3 separate regions of the Homo sapiens genome follow, and all the other regions are linked to region 2. A link is a contact called in ENCODE Hi-C or POLR2A ChIA-PET data. All regions are on one chromosome and are shown on one strand. The core of a region is the stretch at or near the end of the contact, and the rest is flanking DNA. Distances in the headings are between cores, read along the strand shown. Region 1 overlaps INTS7 (integrator complex subunit 7). Region 2 has its middle 14 kb from the start of LINC01740. Region 3 holds the start of SLC30A1 (solute carrier family 30 member 1).

Evidence for each region. A loop is a pair of places that touch in the nucleus more often than their neighbours do. ChIA-PET counts read pairs that join two places held with the same protein, here RNA polymerase II (POLR2A). Pooled maps may share reads with other maps.
Region 1: a loop to region 2 is called in a map with no recorded cell type, with 4 times the contacts of the local background. The contact joins two enhancer-like sites. A Hi-C loop is called at or near these places in 8 of 37 single-sample maps with no recorded cell type and 10 of 50 pooled maps. POLR2A ChIA-PET finds 5 or more read pairs at or near these places in 1 of 52 experiments (GM12878).
Region 3: a map of CD8-positive, alpha-beta T cell shows a loop between it and region 2 (5-fold over the local background). The contact joins the promoter of SLC30A1 here to the enhancer-like site in region 2. A Hi-C loop is called at or near these places in 4 of 168 maps with a recorded cell type or tissue (CD4-positive, alpha-beta T cell, CD8-positive, alpha-beta T cell and endothelial cell of umbilical vein), 1 of 37 single-sample maps with no recorded cell type and 13 of 50 pooled maps.

Annotation. Positions count from the first base shown.
Region 1 is chr1:211,937,108-211,940,450 of GRCh38, forward strand. It overlaps INTS7 (integrator complex subunit 7), which reads right to left. Exons shown (of 20, transcript NM_015434.4): 20 at 3,296-3,343. Among named protein-coding and RNA genes, the nearest start is that of INTS7, 97 kb to the right of the region's middle. RefSeq lists an enhancer at 1,798-1,877. Within about 2 kb of position 1,789, at least 5 of the 41 ENCODE cell types and tissues checked have a DNase peak (open chromatin) inside an H3K27ac peak, as active enhancers do; they include GM12878, where a contact is called at or near this core.
Region 2 is chr1:212,557,529-212,561,041 of GRCh38, forward strand. No RefSeq gene overlaps it. Among named protein-coding and RNA genes, the nearest start is that of LINC01740, 14 kb to the left of the region's middle. RefSeq lists enhancers at 962-1,699, 1,079-1,208, 1,709-1,848 and a silencer at 1,269-1,538. Within about 2 kb of position 1,508, at least 38 of the 41 ENCODE cell types and tissues checked have a DNase peak (open chromatin) inside an H3K27ac peak, as active enhancers do; they include CD4-positive, alpha-beta T cell, CD8-positive, alpha-beta T cell, GM12878 and 1 more, where a contact is called at or near this core.
Region 3 is chr1:211,577,299-211,580,671 of GRCh38, forward strand. It overlaps SLC30A1 (solute carrier family 30 member 1), which reads right to left and starts at 1,863. Exons shown (of 2, transcript NM_021194.3): 1 at 693-1,863. The coding sequence starts at 1,314. RefSeq lists silencers at 493-842, 1,343-1,652, 1,893-2,452 and enhancers at 953-1,062, 1,035-1,536, 1,537-2,036.

The sequences.
Region 1 (3,343 bases), core at 539-3,038, 620 kb before region 2:
AAATACCCTCCTTGTCATCTATACACTCTTTCGTGTGGAACTTTTAGTGAGTCAAAGAATTCCAATGTAGGCCCCCTTATCTAGAAATCCACTTAAGGGTCATCTAGGTCTTAAGGTAACAGTTCTCATTTTTTCATTTTTCATTCCCTGCACTTTCCAACTCCATAGGCAGTAGCCACATGAAGCCATTTAACTGAAGGAGGCCGGGCATGGTGGCTCATGCCTGTAATCCTAGCACTTTGGGAGGCCGATGGGGGTGGATCACTGGAGGTCAGGAGTTCAAGACCAGCCTGACCAACATGATGAAACTCCACCTTTACTAAAAATACAAAATTAGCCGGGTGTGGTGGCACATGCCTGTAATCCCAGATACTTGGGAGGCTGAGGCAGGAGAATCACTTGAACCTGGGAGGCGGAGGTTGCAGTGAGCTGAGATCGCACCATTGCACTCCACCCCAGGCAACAAGAGCAAAACTCCATCTCTAAATAAATAAATAAATAAATAAATAAATAAATAAATAAAATAATTAAATTTAACTGAATTAAAAGTAAATTAATTCAGTTCCTCAATCACACTAGCCATATTTTAAGTACTCAATAGCTACATGTGGCCAGTGGCTGTAGCGGTTAGTGCAAATTTAGAACGCCTCCATCATTACAGAAAGTTCTGTTGGTCAGTGGTGCCTATACTCTACATACCAAGTGCCAGGTCATCTTATTCTCAATATTCTGTTGGCAGGTATTGGCACAGAAAGATCAAGTGACTTATCTAAGGATTAATGATGAGTCTTATAAATAGAATTTAAACTGACTTCTCTGGGACCCTAGTCTGAGGATCTTGTCTAATTGGTTTGTTCTTCTCTGAACAGTATCTTAACATGAGAAATGGCATATTCCCCAGTTGCAAATTGCCTGCTATCTTGGTTGGTTTGCGCTAGAAAGGTTATGTCTGAAGGTCTTAGTTTAAGCTGGAATACATTAATTTCTGAATAGTCAACATTCTATTGCTATCATCACTGAAGGCAATCAGCAGAATGTATTTACATATATTTCCTTGTATGTCTGCCTTTACATATTTTAATTAAATGATTTATAGCATAGTAGACAGAAATTCTATTTTGTTTAGATCATTATTACTCAATGTACCCAAATTGCATTAGGAAAGATAGCTTAAATGTGTTTAATAGCAGAGACAAGGTAATAAAATGCTCAGTGAGAACTGATCTAACACTTTGGAAAAAAAAATACTAAGGAGGATAATGACAGTAGTAGTAATAATAAAAGCAAATGCTTATATATCTGTTTTACTATATGCCAAGCATGTTCTAAGTAAATTCTATACTAACTCACTTAATTCTCATACCTACCCCATGAAACACTAATATGTTTCTCTATTAGGAATAAGGAAATTGAGGCATAGAGAGACTAAGTAGCTTGTCCAAGGTCATAAAGTTAAGATTGGAACCTCGGCAGTATGGCCCCAAAGGCTGGTGCTCTCAGTCACTGGACTACACAGCAGTCCCCCTTATCAGTAGGAGATACGTTCCAAGATCCCCAGTGGATGCCTATGACTGAGGATAGTACCAAACCCTATATACACTACATTTTTTCCTATACATACACACCTATGCCAAAGTTTAATTTATAAAATAGGCACAGTAAAGAGATTAAGTGATTATAAAATAGAACAATTGTAACAATATACTGTAATAAAAATTATGTGAATGTGGTCTATCTTCACCTCTGGGAACTGAAACTGAAAAGCAAAGTGAAAGTGAAAAGCAAAAACTGCAGATAAGGAAACACTACTGCACTGCAAAGTGACGAAGCACTGAGAAAAACTAGTCCTGTCTTCCTAGCTTTAACCAGCAAGTGCCCTTCATATTTCTAAATTTAGGGAACATGCCCACTTCACAATTAGTATGCATCTTTCTTTTCTGCATCTCATTTTTCTTTTCATTCATTAGTGTAGTGTTGAAGTTATAAACAGCTTCCCCCACCACAAATAACCATTTAACAGTTGATGCCAAAAATTCAGTAGATATTTTACTAAACAAAATCAGAGTTCCAATCCTGGATCTAATGGACATACTAAAATAAGTCTTTCTTGCTTCAGAGTTATGTTCAGTTCAGTTATACTCTGAACTTCTTGGACTTGCTTTTATTTTAATAATTCCTGGCCAGGCACGGTGGCTCACACCTGTAATCCTAGCACTTTGGGAGGCCAAGACGGGCGATCACCAGAGTTTGGGACCATCCTGGCCAACATGGTGAAACCCATCTCTACTAAAAAATATAAAAACTAACCAGGCGTGGTGGCACATGCCTGTAATCCCAGCTACTCGGGAGACTGAGGCAGGAGAATCACCGGAGCCTGGGAGGTAGAGGTTGCAGTGAGCTGAGATTGCACCACTGCACTCCAGCCTGGGCAACAGAGCGAGACTCTGTCTCAAAAAAAAAAAAAAAAAATTCCTTTCTGAGTTTGTGCCAGGAGCCCATAATACACCAAGTTAAAAAGTTCATAAACATAGCTATCAAAACCTATCTTTTAAGAACATAACATTTGGGAAGTTCTCAAAGGGAATTGATGGCTTACAAGATTTGCTTCTTTTTTGGAGAAATCTACCTTGAATGGCACCAGAAGCTTGAAATCCACATTGTAAACTTTAACCCTGAAAATAGCCACTTAATTACAAATAAAAAAGATCTCCAATTTAAGAAATGTTTTTGTTTGTTTTTAGTCTTTCAGTCACTTGATAATACAACTCTAGGCTGGAATCCAGAAAACCAGTCTAATTCAGTCACTTGACAGACAAAAAAAAAAACCCCTAAGATGTAGAGGTAAAGTGACTTGCTTGGTCACACAGCTAATTCACCAGAACCAAGAGTGAAACCCAGGCTTTCTGATTCAGCTGTTTCCACACCTGGTAAAAGAACAAGGGGTTCTGCACTGCTCTGGCAATTTTTCCTAAGCACGTGTTCCCAGGTGCTGAGATGACTGTGTAGGTTGTGTGAACCTCATACAACTGGGCTGCATCTGAAGAGATGTCATTCAACCGTGGACACTGTAGATCTGTACACATTTTATGAGAATGTTCTGGCTGTTAGCAGTACAATGGGTTGTGCTCATGAAGGCAAGCAATCTTGGAGAGACCCAAGTTGCAAATCACTTCTCAGTCCCAGAGGCCGCATGACAAGAAAGAAAAAAAAAACAACAACCCCTTTTTATTTTTTATCTTAAGCTCCATTCTCCTTTGAATTAATGTTGACTTTGAAGAGAAAAAGGCAAAACACAAGCAAAGAAACAGATATTTATTTAAAAAGGAAATTCCAGGGAAAGTAC
Region 2 (3,513 bases), core at 258-2,757:
CAATTTAAGACCCTCCCCCCATAAGCATTACATTGAGGAAAATGTGGTTGCAACTTTGTCCTACAAATTAGGACAAAGAGACCTTTGTTGCCATATAACAATATTAAAAAACCAGTATGCCTACCTCTGGATGTATTTGCTACAAATACCAGTATTAGATTGTAATTGCCAATCCTTTAAAACCAGTTTTAAGATGGATATAAAGCCCTAAAAATCTTGCAGCTTCCACATGCACATCTGAAAAACTTCCAATTTACAAAGGACATTGTGGTATTTTTGGAAAACAAAGGAAAATGACACATACTAATTTCTGTCATTTATTCACGTCATAATCCCCAAAGCTACCTTTATTCCACGACTCTTTCCACCATTTTCCTACAGTCAGCTTTTTTTAAGGCTATAGCCTTTAAAAACTTGAAACAGAAAATTTTAAGGATGCAACCATTAGAAAATGTTCCCATACTACCATTTAACATTCCCCATTTATCATTATGTTTACTATCGTGTAATTTCCAACATAATATTATGAGGTCAAAGGCTCTACGAACGCCGTTTTACAATCTACCTAGGGAGGCAATGGCTGTGAAACACACCACACCAATGACAGGAATGCGGGTCACTGTGACACAACGGATCCCTCTGCAAAGTCAAAGCTAAGAGTTCACTTTACGCTGACGGAGCTTCTTTCCAGGACCCCCACCCCCACCCAAGGACAGGAGAGTGTCGATTTCCCAAGGTGTCTGGCACTGCTTCTTGAAAACGCAGCTCTCATCTGGTTCCTGGAAGGTCATACTGGTTCGCGCAGGGCTCGGGACGGGGCGCTTGGCTTCTGAGGCACCCGCGCTGGCTCCTCACCCGGTGACCTTCAGGCCTCTGCGCTTGGCCTGACCCTAGAAGGGCCACCGCCCTTCACAGCGGGCGGGCACCGTCCCTCCCACGGCCCCGCCGACTGCTGACGCGGTGGCCCCAAGGGTCCAGGCCCGCACTTGCCCCACTCCCGCGGCGCCGTCCCCCATAGTCGGTCCCCGAGGGCCGCGCCCAGCTCCTGCTCGGATTTCAGCCCGCACCGCACCCCAGCCGCCAGGGAACCTTCCAGAACCCTGCCCCTCTGGCTTTCTCCCGAAAGCCCAGGGTCGCCGTCCAGGAAGAAACTTCGATTCATTTATTGAGCGCCGACTGTGTCCAAGGCCGAGGGAGGGGCGGGGTTTCCACGCGGGGAGACCCCCTAGGTTCTCGCCTCGGTAAGCGCCCGCGTTCCAGCACCTCGAGTCGCCCGCGGGCCCCCACCCCTCGGGCCGGGCCCGGTCCTCGAGGAAAACCCACGGCGGGGCAGGAAGGAACGAGGAGAGCCACGCTCCTTGCCCGCCTCGTCCCCTCCACTCCCCTTCACCTCACGGGACCCCAGGGAAGCCGCCGGAGCTAAAATTAGCAACCCGCGCAGCGCGCGCTCACGTGCGCGCGGCCCGGCGGGGGCGGGGAGCAAGGGGCGCGGTCCGGGTGAGTCACCGGCCCCGCCCCACTCGCCAAGAACGCGCTGACGTCAGCCGCTTCCCCGAAGGGTGACGTAAGCGCGCCACGGGGAGGCCGAGGCAGCTGATAGAATGTTCTGAGTTTCGATGCCTTAAAGGGACCAGGCCTGGGATCGTGAAACATCTGGGGAAACGACTCCACTCACTCACCTGCAGACTGAGAGCCCATCTTGTACCGTGTTATACTTTAAGAGAGTTGACTGTTGAGATGATGATGAAAACGGAAGAACAACTGAGCCTAGTTGGAGGCTCTTTGAAGTCCCAGAACCTCCTCCTGGAAGCCCTCTTTGGTTAACCAGATGGACATCTCAGTTGCCCTCTGAGCCTGAACCAAGTGTCAGGAAGAGTTTTCTATGGCCCTTGACTCCTTAACTCTTTGCTTATAGCGTCTCTGCTCTCTGATGCCTCTGCTGTCAGAGAAAGGCTGTGGTTTAAATATTTATTTATGAATCCATCAGCTTGGGCCAACTAGGTCCATTTATCACCGTTTTGACTGTGTCTAAACTGTCATTAGTGGTGTGACTAGAAACCAGTTAATTTCGCTGGGTGGTAAATTCGTGGACTGATCTCCAAACCCTCCTACTGTGCTAATGTTGCCAATGGAAGTTTCCAGAGGCCAGGATCCCTGGCCAACACGTGATCGTAAACAACATCAGGGCCTCACAGGGAACTCACAATTTACTGAGGTTTGCTCTGTGCCAGGTGTTTTCATGATCCTCCATCCCCTTGTCGTTTAGTCCTCTTCTCTGAGTCCTCCCCATTTTACTGATGAGGACGGAAATCGAGGCACACGATTAAGCGTTTCCCTGGGTCACACAGCTAATGAATGGCGAGCTGGAAGTCAGTCCCAGGTCATCAGACTCCGAAGTCCATGGTTTTGGTGATGAAGGTGGGCTGTGAAATGTGTGTCTTATTCTATGCATGTGAGTCCGCTGGAACCAACTTTTCCACTTGGAACACAATCTCAGTGCCTTTCAGCAGGTAACCGGCGCCAGACCAGATCTCCAGAGATGGAGGTGGTCGGCCTCAGGGCCCAGCCATGAGAAGGTGTATGAGGAGGCATCGCATCAGGCGCCCACCCTGTGCTTGCAGGGCCTGACCATGAGCGCCGCCTTCAGTTTTACACCTTAGGCACCCCACTTGGCTCCCCTTCGTCCCAGCCCTGCCAGACCCACCCTTGACTCTGTGTTTCCTTTCTGGAAACTCGAGAGGCCATTTCTACTTAAAGAGTCCTCACCTGGCCTACCAGCGACCAGATCTGCCCAAGTGCAGAAGAAACACTTGGTTATCTCCTCTTTCATCGTCCCCGCTCGAGCATAAAACAACAGAAAGTTTCCTATCGGAACAGCATGCTTGTGCCAAAAACAAATTAGAAACAACAACAACTTCTCAAAATTTTGAGCAAAATGATGGTGACCGTGTTCTGGAAATGGAGCAAAGTGAGTGAGCCACTGTCACTGTTACATCTGACAATCACTACTGGTACTTGGCTAAATATTGCAGCCACCTCTTCAGGCTACACATGTCAGGTGTACCAGAAGCACCTTCCGCCTCCAGCTCACTTCTGGGAGATATTTAGAGCTGACTCCTCTCCCCTCCCCAGTCTCCAGCCACCAGCAAGCTCTCTCCTTGGTGTCCCCAGCTCCTGCCCCTCATGCTGATAGAAGCATTGCCCGCTGTTCTTCCTGTTCTTACAGGTTTCCTAGTGCCTGTGACCAAACACCTTGTGTGTGCTCCCCAGGAGAGAAAACCGCTAGCAGCCTCAGGTATTGTTGGGGGTGGGGAGGATGGGGGTTCTGTGGGGACAGGAACTTCTTCCTCTGTATTGGGGGTGGACACACACACGGAAACTTAGAGCGGTGTACTACCTCCAGGCCAACCAGGCAAGTCCCTGTTTTATAACTAAGGTCTAGGTGAGGTGGCCTGCCCGGGGTCCCATGGCCTGTTAGGGGTAGAGATTTCTAGTCACTTGACTTCCAGCCTG
Region 3 (3,373 bases), core at 613-3,112, 980 kb before region 2:
AAAATATAAGATGAATAAATTACCATCACTTTTAGTTCAGTACGATTATGAAAAGTCCTGGGAAAATGTTAAACATGCCCAGACAGGTCCTAAATCTATGATTTCCAGGATTAGGGATCAATTAGCTGAAGCATACACTGCTGTTCATAAAAGAAACCTTTAACCAGGGTTTACACGCTCTGAATGCATATTATGAAACGGAGTTCAATGGGCATAAGAACTACTTTGGCAGAGCAAGGTTTCCAGCACCCAACTACTGGGGACGAATTGGGGATTCTCTCCGTTTCCCAAGAGGGCCAAGGAATTGAATTGGGAAGCATTTCTGACGCTGTTATAACCATAACCAGACAAGTCTCCAGCAAAGTTGCTGCAGCCTGTAAAGACAGCCAAGTGCGGGTGTGGACTGCAGCGGGATGATGATCACCTCCTGACCCTTTTTCTTAGGGTCTGACCCACAGCCCCCACCTACAAATATGCCAGACGCGTCGCCGGCTCCTTGCACCCGACTGAGGGGGTTCTGATTTCCTGGAGCAGCAGCGGGGCGTGTGCAGGACGGGGAGGGAGCAGGCAGGGGCGGCGCGGCGCAGGCCCGCTCGGGCAGCAGGGGGCGTGCGGGCCACCCCGCCGAAGGCCAGGCGAGGCTCTGGGCACCCCAAACCCAACCACCTGCGGCAGCGACTTTCCCGGCTCACCTGCGGGGTCCAATTTCAGCCCGTTGGAGTTGCTGGTATTGGCCACCAGGGTGTTGGTCTCCTCCTGGTCGGGACCCTGCTCGCCCGGGGCCACGTTGATGTCGCTGCTCCCGGGGCGGGTGCTCTTAACGCGAGGCCCCTTGGGGAGGCCGTGGCCGTGGCCGTGACCCCCGTGCGAGTGGCCGTGGCCGGAGTCCTGGCTGAAGCCGCTGTGATGGTGGAAGAGGCAGAGCCCCAGCACGTTGACCAGCAGCCCGGCCACGCCGACCCCAAGGACCACCAGCGGCTGCTGCATCTCGTGCGGCTCGATGAAGCGCTCGATGGCCTCCAGCAGGATGGCGAAACAGAGGCCAGTCAGGAAGATGGCGTTCACCAGAGCCCCCATTACCTCGGCTCGGATCCAGCCGAACGTGTTCTTCTGGGTGGCGTGGGTCCGCCGGGCGAAGCGCTCGGCCACCAGCGCCACCACCAGCGCCAGCACGTCCGACAGCATGTGGAAGGAGTCGGAGAGCATCGCCAGCGACGAGGTCACCCGGCTCACCACCACCTCCAGCACCATGAACATGAAGGTCAGCGCCAGCATGCACAGCAGCCGGCCCCGGTTCCGACCCCAACACCCCATGGCTGCGGCTGCGGGGCCCGCCGAGCCCGGCCCGGAGACTGGTGCAGCGGCGGCGTTGGCGGGACGCGGAGGGTCGGCGACCGCGACACGGAGGAGCGCCCGAGTCGGGCCGTTCGGGAAACCGCTGAGGGGCCCCCGCGGCCGCACGGGGACAAGCCCGGGTCAAGCCGCCGAGCCCCGCGCCTGTGGGCGTTCTCCGCCAGCCGGCGGCGCCGCGCCGCGCAGCTCCTCAGGCGTCCGTCCTCAGAGCCGGCGCCGAGGCCCGGCTCAGCCTCAGCAGCCCCCACACCCAGGCGGCGGCGGTGGCGGGGAGCTGGGCTCCCGGAGCCGGGGTACCAAGAGCCGCAGCCGGAGCAGGAGCAGGAGGGCGGCGGGCGAGGGCGGCAGGAGAGGGCGACGGGCAGCTTCGCGCCGAGAAAGCTCCGAGCATCTGAGGGCTCTGCTTGCTGGTCTCCTCTGCGGCGGCTGGACTGAGGAGCGGATGGCTGAGGAGCTAGAGAGGCGGCGGCCACGGCAGCTGCACTCGGCCCGGTCTCGGGCGCCTTCTTCGCCCCCCCGCCTTTGCAGACGGTTTACAAAAAAACTTTGCTTTGCACTCGGAACCCCCGTTTTCACACGGACCCGAGCGTGACAAGGCCTTGCCGCCCCGCCCACCAGGCCCGGCACGCTTCCCCATTGGTCAGGACCCCCTCACGACAGCCTCGGCGTCCCGCCCAGCCACGCTCACTATTGGATGGAGCCTCGGAGGGGCGGGAAGGGGGCGGGGTCGCGGCTCCAACAGATAGGGGCGGGGCCTTTTCCTCCCGGAGCCGGGCGTGGGCCGGGGGGCCGTGGCCGGGTGCAGCGGCGGGCGAATTGGGGGCGCGGGCCGCGTGCAGCGGGAGGGGGAGGGGCTGGCCGGGTCCCCTCGGGTGTGGCGGAGTCCTGGCCTGCGGACCATCGCAACTCCCAGCACACCTGCGGGGGCCGGGCTGCAAAGTCTGCAAACAGACTTTGATCCTCCGAGCCCAGTCCACGTGGGGGCGGGCCGCGCGGCGGCTGTGTGACAGCTCGGCGGCGGGGGAGGGGCCGGAGGGGAGCCCCTGAGCGCGGGGCCCTCGAGTACTCGGTCCTGTCGGAGGAGGCCGACAGACGCATAAACAAGTGCGACTGTAACTTGGGACTCTGCTGGACGCCGAGCTGAGGAGTTAGTCCTCCCGAAGGTCTGCTAGGGGCGTGGACCGAATCTTTGTACATGTTTTGGGAAAGCCAGTTTCTCCTATCACCATCAACCCCTGGAGACCTTGTGTGAACTCAGGTGTCTGTCACTGATTATCTAAGGACAGTTCAGGGTACAGACTTCAGGCAGGAGAAACCTGGGCTCTGCTCCTTGCCTTGTCAATAGCCAGCTGTGTGGCTTTGAGCAAGTCACCTAATCTCTCTAGACCTGTTTCCCCATCTATAAAGGACTGGACAAATGCAACTCTGAAGATCCCCGTCTGACTCCAAAATTCTAAGGCTCTATGATTTAACATTTATTTATAGACTACACACGGTGGAATCTTGTGCTGGTTGCTATGGGGAGGTGGAGGGGCAGTAAGAATACAAAGGAACGAGTTTCTGTCCAGGTGGAGGTAAAATATAAACACGACATTTTAAAATTACGATGGAATACTCTTGATAAATTGTGCTATTTTAGACTGAATACATAAGCACTGTGTTGTGGGTGGAGATGAGTTGATCTGGAAAGGAACAGCTTGCCCATCTAAGGTGGGGTGGTGGCTGGAATCAGAGTGGCTTAAGCTGGACCTGAAAGGCCTCACCACAGCCCCTGCGCAGCAGAAGGACCTCCCCACCCACTGCCCTAGATTACTACTGGACAAATGCAGTGCCAGCTATTGCCTGGAGATGTGTATACAAGGCTTGTTTGGAGCTGTTATTTTGCATTGTTTTGGTATTCTTGTAATTCCTATGAAATTTTTTTCACTTGTATGTAGTGTGTTTCTAGTCTCCCCATCCAGACTGGAGAGCTGGATCCTCACCTTCTGTTTCTGTTTTGCTGGAATATAAAGAATGGAGG